Regions from separate parts of the Homo sapiens genome. Here region 2 is linked to region 1. A link is an interaction called in ENCODE POLR2A ChIA-PET data of the cell type or tissue named here. Cell type or tissue: Panc1. All regions are shown on one strand.

Evidence for each region. Peaks named below come from ENCODE experiments on the same cell type or tissue, not always from the same donor. Only the 100,000 strongest peaks of a DNase experiment are listed, where the experiment ranks them.
Region 2: POLR2A ChIA-PET joins it to region 1 with 9 read pairs; 2 of 35 experiments call an interaction of 5 or more read pairs at or near these places.

The regions. Positions count from the first base shown.
Region 1 is chr17:640,044-642,543 of GRCh38, forward strand. The region is part of intron 7 of VPS53 (VPS53 subunit of GARP complex); the gene reads right to left. Among named protein-coding and RNA genes, the nearest start is that of VPS53, 74 kb to the right of the region's middle. In Panc1, no CTCF peak of the experiment used is centred here; no DNase peak of the experiment used is centred here.
Region 2 is chr17:733,985-736,484 of GRCh38, forward strand. The region is part of intron 2 of TLCD3A (TLC domain containing 3A); the gene reads left to right. Among named protein-coding and RNA genes, the nearest start is that of TLCD3A, 2.6 kb to the left of the region's middle. In Panc1, no CTCF peak of the experiment used is centred here; no DNase peak of the experiment used is centred here; H3K4me3 peaks cover 131 bases.

The DNA of each region.
Region 1 (2,500 bases):
CCATCCAGTTCCAGCTTCCTGGCCACTTTGTTTACCTGCTCAAGCCTCAGCAATGGCGGGCGCCCCTCTCCCAGCCTTGCTGCCGCCTTGCAGTTTGATCTCAGACTGCTGTGCTAGCAATGAGCGAGTCTCCGTGGGTGTGGGACCCGCCGAGCCAGGCACCAGATATAATCTCCTGGTGTGCCATTTGCTAAGACTGTTGGAAAAGTGCAGTATTAGGGTGGGAGTGACCCAATTTTCCAGGTGCCGTCTGTCACACCTTTGCTTGTCTATGAAAGGGAATTCCCTGACCCCTTGCGCTTCCCGGGTGACGCGATGCCCTGCCCTGCTTCAGCTCATGTTTGGTGGGCTGCACCCACTGTCCTGCACCCACTGTCCGACAAGCCCCAATGAGATGAACCTGGTAACTCAGTTGGAAATGCAGAAATCACCCGTCTTCTGCGTCGTTCAAGCTGGGAGCTGTAGACTAGAGCTGTTCCTATTCAGCCATCTTAGAACTGCCTATGTCGCCATGTTCTTCATTTTCAAAGTCACCTCTTGAGATAGGCTGGACCTGGTTATGTTACTAGTGAGCCGCATAATCACAAGTCACTTCCTCTCTGTGGGTCACAACTTTGAATAGCTGTGAAATAAGAGGGTGGGGCTAGCAGCCCATACTAGATGATTCTGTGTCCTCTCCAGTACTGATTATTCCACAACACCCATCTTACGGTGCTAACTGGCTTTACAGGTGGCTAGAGGTTAGATGTATGCTTAATCCTGGAGCAGAAGGATACGCATATAAATGTCAATGTTTCCAACAGCAGTTTTTTTCTTTGTTTTTTTTTTGAGACGAAGTCTCACTCTTGTCTCCCAGGCTGGAGTGCAATGGGATAATCTCGGCTCACTGCAACCTCCGCCTCCTGGGTTGAAGGGATTCTCCTGCCTCAGCTTCCCAAGTAGCTGGGATTACAGGCGCCTGCCACCACGCCTGGCTAATTTTTTGTATTTTTAGTAGAGACAGGGTTTCACCATGTTGGCCAGGCTGGTCTCCAACTCCTGATCTCAGGTGATCCACCCACCTCGGCCTCCCAAAGTGCTGGGATTACAGGCGTGAGTCACTGCGCCCAGCCTCTACCAATAGCAGTTTGTGAAGTGGCTATCAATGACTCAGATGAAAGCAACTATTCCCTTACAGACATCACTGATGGTATCTATAGACCCAAACCTCAATCCCATGCATTTTCAGGGTAAGATGTGAATTTCAGTCTTTATAAGCAATTGCTTAAATAGGATTCTAGAAAGAAGTCAACAGACTTGAAAGAATTTATCTTTGGCCTCATTCCTTTAAACTCCTTCCTCTTCTAACCATGAAAAGGTTCCCACTACAAAGAGGTAGCTCAACTGATAACTGTCAGCAAAGCACATATATGTGCCAAACTACCAAGATTTCCTAGTCATTCCTTTCTTTTCAGACTGGAGTACAGTGGTGCATTTGTGGCTCACTGCAGCCTCAACCTCCCAGGGTTAAGTGATCCTCCCTTCTCTCAGCCTCCTGAGTAGCTGGGACTATAGGTGTGCACCTCCATGCCCAGCTAATTCTTGTATTTTTTGTAGAGATGGAGTTTTGCCATGTTGCCCAGGCTGATCTCAAACTCCTGGGCTCAAGCGATCTGCCCACTTCAGCCTCCCAAAGTGCTAGGATTACAGGCATGAGCCACTGTGCCCAACTGATTTCCTAGCCATTCTTGTGAAAGTCCGCCTACAACTCATAGAGAACAGGGAAAACAAAAATTCCTCCTGGCATCCACGTAAGTTCAGCCTGTTGCATGGTGGCAACCCCAAATGGGTCACTCTTCAGAAACAAAAGATTCATTGTGCTGCCCAGAAAGGAAAGTCAACCAGGTGGTTTCTGGCATCCTCCATGCCACGTGACTGCAGGGCTGTTCCAAGGCACCCTTTCCTAAAAGTGTTCTCAGCTTTTCGTAAGGGGGAGTCACAGACAGACAGCAAATTATGAACATTGTTCAGATATCTGTGGATAAAGTAGCCCTGAGACTTTTGTTACCTTGTGAGTGACAGTCCCAAAGAAAACACCCCCAACAGTTCCCAAATAAATATACCGCCCTCCCAAACCACAGTCTTCTAAACAGCAGGGTTAATTAGTCAAATGCTACAGTTCCAAACAGACACCATAAAGAATCTCAGCCTAGAATCTTGAGTGACCCCATGAGACACTTCTGAGATCACCAAGGACAACACTCATACTTGGCAACCGAGGACAACACTCATACTTGGAAAGCGAGGACAACACTCATACTTGGAAAGCGAGGACAACACTCATACTTGGAAAGCGAGGAAAACACTCATACTCGGAAACCGAGGACAACACTCATACTTGGAAAGCGAGGACAACACTCATACTTGGCAACTGAGGACAACACTCATACTTGGAAACCGAGGACAACACTCATACTTGGAAAGCGAGGACAACACTCATACTTGGAAAGCGAGGACAACA
Region 2 (2,500 bases), 94 kb after region 1:
AGCTGTCCGTCTCACTCTAGCCTGCGGTCTTACCTGGGATCAATCCTGCTGTCATGATTTTTGTGCTTTTCTTCTGCCTTTTTAAAAACAAAACTGGCTATTGGCGATGAATAAGTAGATGCTACGATAGATCAAGTGACATCGATTGTAGACACCAAAGGTTAATATTGGTGTGGCTGGGTACAATTTTTCTTCTTCTTCTTCTTCTTTTTTTTTTAAAGACAGGGTCTCACTATGTTGCCCAGGCTGGTCTTGAACTCCTGGGCTCAAGTCATTTTTCTGCCTCACCCTCACAAAGTGCTGGGATTACAGGCATGAGCCACCACACCCAGCAAATTTTTTACTTTTTTTTTTTCCTGTCGAGACCTCAGGCTGAGGTGCAGTGGCATAATGACAGCTGACTGTAGTCTTGAACTCCAGGGTTCAAGCCACCCGTCTTCCTTAGCCTCCCAAGCTTGGACTACAGGCACACACTACTACACCTGGCTAACTTTTTTTTGTTGTTGTTGGTAGAGACAGGGGTCTCCCTGCGTTGCCCAGGCTGGTCTTGAACTCCTGGGCTCCAACGATCCTCCTGCCTGGGCCTCCCAAAGTGTTGGGATTATAGGCGTGAGCCACTGCACCCAGCCAAAAAAGGCCTTTCAGGGTTCATATACTATATACTGAATATTTTTCTATTATATGCCTTCTCATTTTATGCCTTCACATAGAATGCGATTAGATAGAAGGAGTTAAAAATCCCCCCAAATTATAGGCAGAAGGTGGTATGGGGCCAAGGATTTAGTCAGATTCTTAAAGGATTCAGACACTAAAATGACAAAGTCACAGCTCCAGGTGGTTTTCTCAATTTAAGTACTTAATTCAGATAGTACGTTGTTGTTTTAGACAGGGTCTGGCTCTGTCACCCACGCTGGTCTGAACTCCTGGGCTCAAGCCATTCTCCCACTCAGGCCTCCCAAAGTGCAGGGATCATAGGTGTGAGCCACCGTGCCCAGCCTGTATAGTACCTTTTAACATTTAAAAGGACTCCCCCTCCCCGCCGCCTTTCTTTTTATTGAGATGGAGTCTCACTCTGTCACTCAGACTGGAGTGCAGTGGTGAGGTCTCGGCTCACTGCAACCTCCACCTCCCAGGTTCAAGTGATTCTCCTGCCTCAGCCTCCTGAGTAGCTGAGGTTACAGGCATGTGTCACCACGTCTGGCTAATTTTTGTATATTTAGTAAAGCCATGTTGGCCAGGCTGGTCTTGAACTCCTGACCTCAGGTGATCCATCCGCCTCGGCCTCCCAAAATGCTGGGATTACAGGCATGAGCCACCGTGCCCGGCCGACTTTCCCACATTTAATTATTTAATCTTCACTGCAGTTTTGACAGGTAAGACAGACAAGGATTATCATCTTCATTTTACAAAGAAAGTTAAATCACAGGCTAGTGATAGTGAAGATTATAATCCAGATCTCTTGCTAATAAATCTTCAGAGGATTCTACTCATGAGTCACAATTTCAGATCTCTTCTCTGAATTGGTGAAAACATGAAAACCCTAGGTTCCCTTCAAGGGGAGAGGCCAGTTATATTTCAGCTAAATTTTAGTAGCTGTTTATAGGTATTTTACTTGAAATTGCTTGAAGAAAGCACCTGAGACCATAGATGGGCATTGGAATAAGTATGGCATCTTTTTGGCCAAAAGAAACCTAGCTAGGTCGGGTGCGGTGGCTCCTGCCTGTAATCCCAACACTTTGGGAGGCCGAGGTGGGCGGATCACTTGAGGTCAGGAGCTTGAGACCAGTCTGGCCAACATGGTGAAACCCCCATCGCTACTTAAAAAGAAAAAAAAAAAGAAAATAGCCGGACGTGGCGGCAGGTACCTGTAATCCCAGCTACTCGGGAGGCTGCGGCAGGAGAATCGTTTGAACCCACGAGTCAGAGGTTGCAGTGAGCTGAGATCGCGCCACTACATCCAGCCTGGGCGACAGAGCAAGATTTTGTCTCAAAAACCAAAACCAAAAAAAAAAAAAAAAAAAAGGAACCTGGCTAATGAATTCACCTACAAGTGTGTTATACTTGCCATTACTTGCTTGCCTTATTTGTTTATTCATTATTTACGCCGTGGTAAGTGTGGAGTTGCTCAAGAGCACAAATTCAGATGGCGCCTCCGTAGACTGTATTTCCAGTGTTGCAGTTCAGCGGACTGGCTGCGTCCGAAATCAGAGACAAAGTTAATACAGATTTCAGGGCCCTCGGCTTACAATTTAGAATCTCTGGGGACTGGAGCGCTTAACAAGCACTGCAGGTGATTCTGATGTTCAGGTAGTTTGAGAACCATAAAACGAAATGGTTTTCTACCTAATACGTGGATGCGCATCAAACGTTTGCTGACCATGTGAATGGAATCCTCAAATAGTACATGATTTCAATTTAGATGTTTCTTCACAGAAAACATCTGTGGAATGCTTATCACTGGGAACCACATTGTATGAATTGTAGAGGCTTCCCTTCTAAT